2 separate regions of the Homo sapiens genome follow, and region 1 is linked to region 2. A link is a loop called in an ENCODE intact Hi-C map of the cell type or tissue named here. Cell type or tissue: HCT116. All regions are shown on one strand. Each heading gives the region's core, and the rest is flanking DNA. Links, peaks and the distances in the headings are about the cores only.

Region 1 (5,382 bases), core at 75-5,074, 1.5 Mb after region 2:
CTTTCATTTCTATTTAATTGAAAGTTGCTGGTCGGACAAGTGTTCTATGTAATTGTTCACATGGGATGTTAAAAAAAAAAAATCCATACTGTATTTTCCCAGACCTAAGCAGATCTGTAGGATTTTCTTCAACTTTGATATGTACTTTTTCCCCAAGCCAACTCTGAACTAAATGACCTCACCAGTTTAGTTAAGCTCTAACCTGGAAAAGGTTTTGCTCTTGAGATTCTTTTGTGAGTTTAAGCCTTTCTTTTCAAATTGATTGGTGGATGAGAAATTTGAACATTCAAGTCTCTATGAGGAATGATTTTTTTTAAATCAAATAACTCTAATTTCATATGGCTCTTTGTAATAACTTTTTATAATGTCATTCATTCTATCCATTGTTCCCACTTGTTTTCCATTTAGAGAATGAAATTCAGCATTTGTTAAAATGAAGTACCCGATAAACAATTATACTTAATGTGTATTTTCTCTTTTTCTGTCTCTTAGTGTATTGAAGTTATGGATTCAGACAGAATCTCTTTGCGAATGTGGACAGCAGACTGCACTCTGTCTTTTCATGCTGTCATATTCCTTTGTTGATATCTCTGTTTTAAGATGAGTTTGCCCCATGCATCACCAATTGTCTTTTGTTTTCACCCTGTAGGGAAGACTGGGCTAATCCATATGTCACTATGAAACTTCAGGCCTCTCTGTTTGACAGGTAGCAAGCCTGACAGCAATCTATTGAAAATGCATTTTAGACAGCAATCTATTGAAAATGCATTTTAGGCAATCATTTTTCCAGTCTAATTTACTCTTAATAAAATGACTTTGAAGACAAGAGGTCCACTCTGTGTTGGTTTGTTTCTTTCAGATAATTACATTTTGAGAAAGACACACTGACAGTTTTCACAAATACAAGATGATGAAATTCCCTTGGGAATGAAATGAGATAGCTTCACAATAAATAGCATCTTTTAGCCTAAGTGATCCCAAAGCACTTTGGCAACTGTGGACATTCATGTGACTCCCCAGGCGAAGAGAAGCAGCCAGACGTTTATCCAAGTCCTACAGCAAGACACATTCTATTCCATGCAATGGAAAAACACAGCACTAACCCTCCCCCCATGCACACACATCTTTACAAAATAAGGAATATTTCTGTATTGTATGTATATGTATGTGTATGTTACAATTGCTGGCAAAAGACTACAAATACATATGCATACAAAATATAAAACTGTATACATAAAAGCAATAGCATCAAACTATTTTTAACATGGCTTCATTTTAAAAATTCACTTGATGCTGCACATTTATTCAGAAATTGTTTTTTCTCCCTCCAAAGAAAATAATAATAATAGTTAATATCTACTGTCCCTTTATCCACATTCTGTTACCCTCGATAAGTCATTAATCAGATCTCCAAATTGAAAGAACAACTCCTTATAGAATTTACCTCACATAACATTTTGATTACATTTTGCCAAATGGATACATAATCATCCAGTAAAGAGTGTTAATTTATAAGGTGGGTGGTATTTTTTAAGCCATTACAATTTTGCTAAAATTTTAAAAACCCTCAAAGATTCTTAAACTGTATCATCAGGACCATCAGCTATTAATTATGTTGATTGAACAAAAACTGTCTATTCTACACTTAAAACATAATACAAAGAAGATACATTTGTTTTAATAACTTAAATGTTCATCTATGTTATTTTTGCTATATCAATAATAATTAGATTTTAAAATGGAAGAAAAATACAATTACATTTTAAAATTGGGAAAGAATGGTTAATTTTACTTCTCTGTTTAGCTAGGATACTGAATTCATAGATTCATTTTTACTTATATTAATTATCATTTTGATAAAAGACAGCAATGGTATTGTTATTCTTGCCAAAATGAAGTTCAGTAACAGAACCTTAACACTGAGAAAAGAACAGTGAAGCAAACATGACTGAGTGAAAATGACTGAGTCCCTGGGAATATTCGTGTCCCTCATTTAGCTCTTTAGCACGATTCTAAAGAGGAAAAAATAAAGACCTTTTCCCAGGAAAGGTTTCTCTCTCTCTCTCTCTCTCTCTCTCTCTCTCTCTCTCTCTCTCCTTCCCTCTCTCTCTCTGCCAATAAAAAGCAACACCACCACAGATTCTGGGAAGTTGGTGTATGAATTTTCATTTGTTGAACTTGCACCGGAGGCTGTGCTAGTCTCAGAATAGTGGAAGGTTTGGATTTCTCCCCCTCAAAATTCGAACTAATATTTAAAATATAATGTTTTGGTGCCATCTGGTGTATAAATTGCAGGTTTGCAGCTTCACTTAAGCATCTAATAAAATGCTTCTGAGGAAGGACAAAAGAAAAAGCCAGAAGAATGAAGAAATTATTAATCTTCACGTGTCACAAATAATGTGAAGCCAGTCACAAGATATGCTGGGAATTAGTGGTTACGAGATGGAGGAGAGGCAGAAGTCAAGGTGGAGGGACGAGGGAATGGGAGCAAGTGGTGTTGAAGCCAAACTAGCAAGAGCTCAAACAAGGACAGAGCAGCAGTATGGGCCTCATGTATCAGGAGGGCCACACATTGTTGTCTGAGTCAAGGTCACAAGCCTAAAGCATCTGAGCCACCTGAAGTCTATCTGGGCAGCTGGACTCCTTCTGGGATCCGTGGAAAGGTGGGAAAGGTCAAATCTTAGGGGCCAAAGGTCATTTCCAGCAAATGACTCTGGACAGCAGCAATTGGTCAGAGTCCGTGAAGACTCAGTTTTCCCAGTGGAAAATAATTGAGGCAGAAATTGAAAAATTGGGGTAGAGTATTGGCAGGAACTGAGTTGAAGGGTCAAAGCTAAAATTCCATTGCCAAAAATCTCTGGGGATTCAAAAGTACCTCAACTCAAAATTCATGTGCTTTCCCGTCATCAATCAAACCCTAAAACAAATAAACAATTAAACAAATAAACAAACTGTTCCTAGTCTTCCTTTTTCAAAGATGGCAAACTATCCAGTTTCCAAGCCAGAAAAATACAGTCTCTTCATGGCATTGCCATTTCTCATGTCCCATATCTAGCCAATCCCAAAGTCTTGTTGATTTCTCCCCTTAAATAAGTTTTGAATCTGCCCATCTCCCATCACTGACACCACCTGGTTTAAGCAACAACTCTTTCACCTGGTTGACAACTTCCTGATTTCTCCACCACCTTCCACTTCTCCTACTTCTAACCTGCTCTCCATAGCATGGTCAGGGCTGTAGTTTCAAAATGCAATCTGATTATGGTGCCACTCTTACTTAAAATGTTTCTGTCACAACCCCCCTCCCTTAGGATAAATGCCAAATTCTAACATGTACTGCAAGTCTCCACATGATCAGGCCTCTATTTTTCTAGTCTGTACTCTGCCTTGCCCCTGTGCACTCAGCTCTAATCACTGTGGCTTTCTTCACAGCCCTTTCTTCCTACTGCAGGATCTTTGCATATGCTACTTCTGCAGCCTAGGCCTTCCTCTCTTCCCACTGCATCTAGTTAACTCCTATTCATCTTTCAGAACTCAGCTCTAGATCCATGATTCTCCCTTGCCTTTTTAAGTAAAAGCCCCAATCTTAAATTTTAATAGCTCCAAATTGTTGCGGGAAGTCAGGGACCCTGAACGGAGGGACCAGCTGAAGCCATGGCAGAAGAACACAAATTGTGAAGATTTCGTGGACATTTATTAGTTCCCCAAATTAATACTTTTATAATTTCTTATGCCTGTCTTTACTGCAATCTCTGAACATAAATTGTGAAGATTTCATGGATACTTATCACTTTCCCAATCAATACCCTTGTGATTTCCTATGACTGTTTTTACTTTAATCTCTTAATGCCATCATCTTCGTAAGCTGAGGAGGATGTATGTCACCTGAGGACCCTGTGTTGATTGCGTTAACTGCACAAATTGTTTGTAAAGCATGTGTGTTTGAACAATATGAAATCTGGGCACCTTGAAAAAAGAACAGGATAACAGCAATGTTCAGGGAACAAGAGAGATAACCTTAAACTCTGACCCCCTGTGAGCCAGGTGGAACAGGGCCATATTTCTCTTCTTTCAAAAGCAAATGGGAGAAATATTGCTGAATTCTTTTTCTCAGCAAGGAATATCCCTGAGAAAGAGAATGCATCCCTGAGGGTAGGCCTCTAAAATGGCCACTTTGGGGGTGGCTGTCTTTTACGGTCGCAGCTAGCTATAGGGATGAAATAAGCCCCAGTCTCCTGTTGCGCTCCCAGGCTTATTAGGACGAGGAAATTACCACCTAATACATTTTGGTCAGACCAGTTGTCTGCTCTCAAACCCTGTCCTGATAAGATGTTATCAATGACAATGCCTGCCCGAAACTTCTTTAGCAATTTTAATTTCACCCCGGTCCTGTAGTCCTGTGATCTCGCCCTGCCTCCATTTACCTTGTGATATCTTATTACCTTGCGAAGCATGTGATCTCTGTGACCCACACCCTATTCGTACACTCCCTCCCCTTTTGAAAATCACTAATAAAAACTTGCCAGTTTTGCGGCTTGGGGGGCATCACAGAACCTGCTGACATGTGATGTCTCGCCTGGACACCTAGCTTTAAAATTTCTCTCTTTTGTACTCTGTCCCTCTATTTCTCAGACTGGCCAACACTTAGGGAAAATAGAAAAGAACCTACGTGAAATATCGGGGGTGAATTTCACCCAATGTCTGGCTGAATTTCCCCCCATACCAAATTTCTCTCATTTGGGCAAAAATCACTCTTGCAATTTTATTCTTAGAAATCATTTGAATATTTATCTCCCCCACCAGAATGTAATTCTTATGAAGACAGAGACTACCTATATTTTGGTTCATTATTATATATCCTGGGACTAACACAGTGCCTGAATTAATAAATACCTGATAAGAAGGAAGAGAGATAGGAAGAAAACAAGGAAAGAATGAAATGTCAGGAAATTATAAAAACTGTTACAATAGTAAAAGCTAATTTTTTCTAAAACTCAATATATAATTAAAAGTTTTCTTAAGAAGATCATCCTGAACCTTCTTTATAATCCAATATATATTGTAAATGCCCTTCTATAATCCTAACAGCTAAAGGCTCATGTAATGTAGTAGTTAGGCATGGCGCTGCTCAGGCCAGACAGCCAGAGGTCCAGTCACAGCTCCTGTGCTTACCAGCTGGAGATCTCAGCCAACTTACCTTCTCCTTTCTAATGCTCAATTCCTTATGCATAAAAGAGGAATAATAGTTCCTGCCTTACAGAGTTGAGAGAAACAAATCAGGTAGCTCAAATGAAGTATTCAGTAAATTCTCAAGCAATACCAGCTTTTATCATCCTCCATGAGTGAACCCTGTTGTAACACCCTATCACTCATGGCCATCAAATC
Region 2 (5,382 bases), core at 306-5,305:
TCTAGTATATCTACATGAGCCCTCAAAGTAGATAATTCAATTAATGAGCCCTACAGTTTCTTCTGTGTACAATTGATCTGTACAGAAATTGTTTCTTTCCCAACCCCAGAATGGTGGTATGTTCCCTTGTCTTAATCTTTGAAAATGGACTTTTCATTATAAAACATTTGCTATGGGACATGCATCATCATTTTTAAAAACATAGCTTTACCTCAGTAGGTATGTTTCTGGGGAAAGTGAGTATAAATCAGATTTTTGTAAGTCAAATCATATTTTAAATGTCCCAGGGGAACTCATTATTTAATAAAATAGCATGAAGCGAATAATCACATTGTGATGTGGCTTTTCATAAAGCAGGGCACACCTGTATCACACTCTGTCATGGCTATAGGACTTCACTCCATAGCAGAGTTTGAGGGTTGCCAGGTCTAGCTTGGACCTAAGTCAAGGGAATTAAGTTATTGAGTACTGAGGATCTTGTTACAAGGAAGTCTCATTTATAAGCTGTCTCAGCATGGATCCTAAAGTTTGTGCTTTAAAAAGATGTGGAAAGTCTGCTATACTTGTAAGTTTAAAAGTATATTAAGCAAATTAAGTTGCTTTATGTCTATATTTTCTCATGTCAACCATAATCACTTGTTTGTTTGAGTAAAGAATTTAAAAGTCCTGTAGGTGTTAATTTTACAAATCTTTTATTTCCTGGCAGGAATCTAGACTTAGTAAATAGTTTCATGTATTGAAAGTATGGGCAACAACCAAATTTATGGAAGTGAAAATGTAAGAAACACTGAACAAATTTAAAAGCATGTAAAAATAATTTTAAAAGAAAGAAGAGAGAAAGAGCGCTTATTCCATTGAAAACCACTTTCTCTTTGAATTGTCTTTGTGGCTTCCATCTCACAGGGAGAGAATATGGTAATATAAAAACATTACACATCTTCAAATACTGACTTTGTATATATTGTGCAGAAATTCTTGCAATCTTAAGGCCACGGGAGGAGCAATGCCTCTGTCAGTGAGTCTCACCAGCCCTCAGCATGTGGCCCAGGTCCTGCTGCCACAGGCTGACTGGGAGATGGTCAGGACTCTGCTTGTACGAGATGAACTGAGTGTAGTGTTGACTTATATGAAACTGAGTTGTGAAAGCACAAGCACACAAGAATCCCTTAAAAATACATAGCTAAGGGGCCGGGCATGGTGGCTCATTCCTGTAATCCCAGCACTTTGGGAGGCCGAGGGAGGCGGATCACCTGAGGTCAGGAGTTCAAGACCAGCCTGGCCAACATGGCGAAACCATGTCTCAACTAAATATACATAATTAGCTGGGCCTCATGGTGTGTGCCTGTAATTCTAGCTACTCAGGAGGTTCAGGCAGGAGAATTGCTTGAACCCGGGAGGCAGAGGTTTCAGTGAGCCGAGATCGTGCCACTGCACTCCAGCCTGGGTGACAGAGCGAGACTCCATCTCAAAACAAAGCAAAACAAAACAACAACAACAACAACAACAAAAAACAAACCAAAAACCATAGCTAAAACCATTCTCTCTCTCCTCTCTCTCTCTCTCTCTCACACACATACACACACACATGTGCATTTAAACTGAAATGTTAATATCTAATTGTACCAGTCAGTTCTATGTATGTCAAAGTCCTCAGGCTTCAGCTACTTGAGGGGCAGTCTGCTGACTAAAGGCAACTATCTTATTGCAGATGGGAATGGGAAGAGCAGTATCCAAGACCCCTGACTCTCTCTCTCTGTCTCTCTCACACACAGACATGCACACACACACGCACACCCTCGTTATTTTGCCGACTATGAAATGTTAGAGCTTAGAGCTCTAAATAGCTCCATTTATTAAATTCCTACTATGTAGCAGGCGCCATACTAGGTGCTTTGTATACATTGTCTTTAATTATCACAAGTATTCTGCAAGATGTACATACTTATTCTAATAATACAGGGGAGGTAACTGGGACTCAGAGAGGTTCAATAATTTGCCTAAAGTTATGCAACTGGTAAAAGGGAGGACTGGGATTTGTACCTCCAGTGGTTTGATACTTAAGGTGTTTCAACTCAATCTTGTGACCCCAGAATTTATCTAAGGTATAATGGCCCTGAAATCTGAATACTGCCATCTTTTCTTAACAATGGCAACCATGGCTTCCAAAGCATTTTTATATATTAATCCTATGTGGGAAGAAATGCCTATTTCCATGCTGCAGATGAAAAAACAAAGTGGAGAATATAAGGCATAATCTCTTTCAAGATGTCCACAGCTGAAAGGGGAAGGAAGATCTGTAAACAAAAAACTGTAATGTAAGGAGGGAGAAATAAAAGCCATAGACTTGGCAGCAAAATACTGAATGGGTGAGGGGGGCTTGAGGAAAGTGGCTGGAAGAGATGTCAATCAGACAAGAATCAAGGAAGCCTTGCAGGTGGCATTTGGCCCCTAAGCTCAGTGGTCAATGCATGTTAGTCTAGGGTTTCTGCAGTGGGCCAGAGGAGATGTAGCGTTTACGTGGATAGGTTCGTTGACTCCATCCTCTCCCGTGACCACGGCAGAAAGCAGGATTTGAAATGAAGTTCAATCACAGAGGCGTCCTGATTTAAGACAGAAGAAAGAAAACCTGGCCAGGCACATTCTATTGCAGTGCATCTCCAACTTCAACGTTCTAGTGAATCACTTGTTAAAATGTCAATTTTGATTTAGTAGGTTTGGTTGGGGCCTGAGATCTTGAGTTTCTATTGAAATCCTGGCGATGCTTGATGTTGCTGGTCTGCGACTACACTTCGAGGAGCATCTGCATCACCTAGGAGCCTGTTGAGAAATGTTGGGCCCCACCCCAGGCTTACTGAATCAGAATCTGCATTTTAACAAGATTCCCAGGCGATTCGTATGCACATTACACTTTGAGAAATACTCTTCCAAGTAATTCTTTTTTCAATGGAAGGGACCCCAAGAGGTCCAAACTTCCCAGGGCATCGCTCAGGAACAGTCTGGTTTCTTTCCGGAGCTCAAGTTCCGTGCCCCGTGAAGTTGCTCCTCCTGATTCTAAACCGGTAGCAGCTCCAGGAGTTTGCTCGCCTCATAATCCTCCTTGCTGGGTTCCTTTCCACCCCAACCCGCGCCTCCCCGGGGCGCTCCAGCTGTTTCCCACCCCCACGCCCAGGCGGCTACTGTGCACAGCTGGAGCCCTAAGCGGCGTGAGCACCAGAGCTGCCGCGGCCAAAGAAACCAGGCGAGGGCGCCGCAGACTAGGCTGTGCGGGAGGAGGCCGCGCCGAGCCCGGAGAGGGCGGCCAGAGCGGCTGGTGGGGGACCGCGAGCTTAGCACCTGGTGCCAATAGGCACGGCCCTGGCGCGGCCCCACATTCCCACACTGCAGGAACCTAGGCTCGCCACCTGGGAGGCGGCGCGCATCACTCCAACCTGCGTTTCATAAACCCTTCGGGAAATGGTTCTTCAACCCCATGGGCTAGTAATCAGCCCGACGTTCTCTCCAAAGAACTGCTGATTATAATTCCCGAGCGGGGCGGGGGCCCAGATTTTAAATCGACTATTTAATGTCATCATCGTCATTATTATTAAAAGCCAGCTACCCTGACCGCTCCCTGCTCCCCGTACCTTATATACACATCAGAAGTTGGATGGGAGGATGTTGAACTAGGGGGAGGGAGTAGGATTGTAAAACCGAATGATTTGCTAAGAAATCTGGGACCGAAAACGCAATTTACAAAACGGCAAGTTTTACGAGGTAGAGAAGGTAACTGGGCAGAAATCGCCCGGCCGCCGAACACCAGCTGCGCGTACTCGCTGAGCCGGCTGGTCCCGAGCGCGCCTCGCTGTGCCATGCCGCCCCGGCAGCGCGAGGATTTCGCAGGAAGAGGAGGCTGTTCCGTGTCTCAGGCCCCGGCGTCGAGACGCTGTGGAGAGGGGTGCCCCCAGCCGCCCCGCGCCCTTTGCGGCCCGTGGCTCCCTTTCCCTGGCTGGACGTGGAAGCCGAGCTAGCCCTGAGCTGTCGCCTCGCCGGCGTTCAAAGCGCGCATTTCTCTGCAAGCTTCCCTTTTAGGGCAAAGCGTGGCGGATCATTCAAAGTTAACACCTTCATGCAGCCGCTGCTGCCTGGATGTGTGCTTATATGTGTATGTGTGTGTATTTCTCTGACAATGTCAGACAAATCAGGTAGCTTTAACATTAAAGCCTACGTGTTCTATCTCGAGGCTTATCAGGTTTGTTCAAACTTTTGTGAGTGTGTGTGTGTGAGTGCGCGCGTGTCTCCACCCTCCTCTCGCTCCCCCAGCCCCACCCCCACCCCGCCTGTGCAGGGCGAAGTAGTCCTATATAGCGATGATAAATATCCCTGTTGATCACTTGATTGATTACCTCCCTGAAAGGTCACGCGGGCTCGCAGTAATTTCCTTTTGCCTAAGGCTCCCTTTTCACTTTTACTCCGGCACGACAGCTCCGAGTACACAGGATCTTTATTTTTTATTTTAACCCCTAAATGCAACCCCTCCCGAAAACAATGCAGACAAGAAAAATCGAATAAAATCAACTCGAGACCTTTTCGCTCACTCTCAGCCTCCCTCCCCATCTTGCTCCATTCTTTCTTGTCGCCCCTGCTCCCTCCTACTTCAGCCCCCCTCCTCAACTCAAATGTATTCTGGACACTATTTAATAGATGAGTGTCTTGCAAGTAAACTCAGGCGTCCCTTGGGTCTGCATTTCATGTCTGTGACTCTCTCCCTTTCTCTCCTGTGGACTGAAAATTCGGATTTAAACCACTAGACAAGCTATTAATTTAGCTAGGCTACCCAGGGTCCTGAACCCAATTAATTTCTAATAATTATAGCCCAAGGGGGCTAGATAGATCTCCCTGCCTCTTTCTTTTATTGCCACTCCACGCCACCGAGGTCAGCGTATAATAAAGTGTGTATTTTGAAAGCGATCTCCAGAACAGTGAGTTATTGCAATGAATGAAAATTGTTTCCATTTTGGCTAATTGAGCCGGTGGCCGAAAGCTGGAGCCCTGAGACTAAATAAAGAGGACTGTTTCATTTCAACATGAAGAAACCCCTGCCTAGCTCTGGTCACCCAGCGAGAGTTTAATTTCTTAACAGCCAACCTGAAACCCAGCATTGGGTAAACAGTATTAATAATTGCATTACAATGATTAAATTAATCTTGCTGGTAGCCAGGAGAATATAGGTTGTGATTGAATAGCATGATGTAAAGTTCACTGCACAAAGACAATAGGCCTCGAAATACCTCCATAAAGAATTCAAACTTTCTTCCAAAGATACCGTGGGGCCGGTTCAATTAAAATGAGAGGAAAGGAAAACTTCCTGTTGCATGTAATGTATTGAAAATCGGTTATTTGCCA

The links. A loop is a pair of places that touch in the nucleus more often than their neighbours do. Peaks named below come from ENCODE experiments on the same cell type or tissue, not always from the same donor. Only the 100,000 strongest peaks of a DNase experiment are listed, where the experiment ranks them.
Region 1: it touches region 2 in a loop (6-fold over the local background); 4 of 110 quality-filtered maps call a loop at or near these places.

Annotation. Positions count from the first base shown.
Region 1 is chr3:168,208,405-168,213,786 of GRCh38, reverse strand. No RefSeq gene overlaps it. Among named protein-coding and RNA genes, the nearest start is that of GOLIM4, 120 kb to the right of the region's middle. In HCT116, for the core only: a CTCF peak has its summit at 2,286 (motif pointing left); a DNase peak (open chromatin) is centred at 2,266.
Region 2 is chr3:169,667,141-169,672,522 of GRCh38, reverse strand. No RefSeq gene overlaps it. Among named protein-coding and RNA genes, the nearest start is that of MECOM, 6.1 kb to the right of the region's middle. RefSeq lists enhancers at 2,909-3,410, 5,374-5,382. In HCT116, for the core only: a CTCF peak has its summit at 3,233; a DNase peak (open chromatin) is centred at 3,262; H3K4me3 peaks cover 929 bases; H3K27me3 peaks cover 2,280 bases.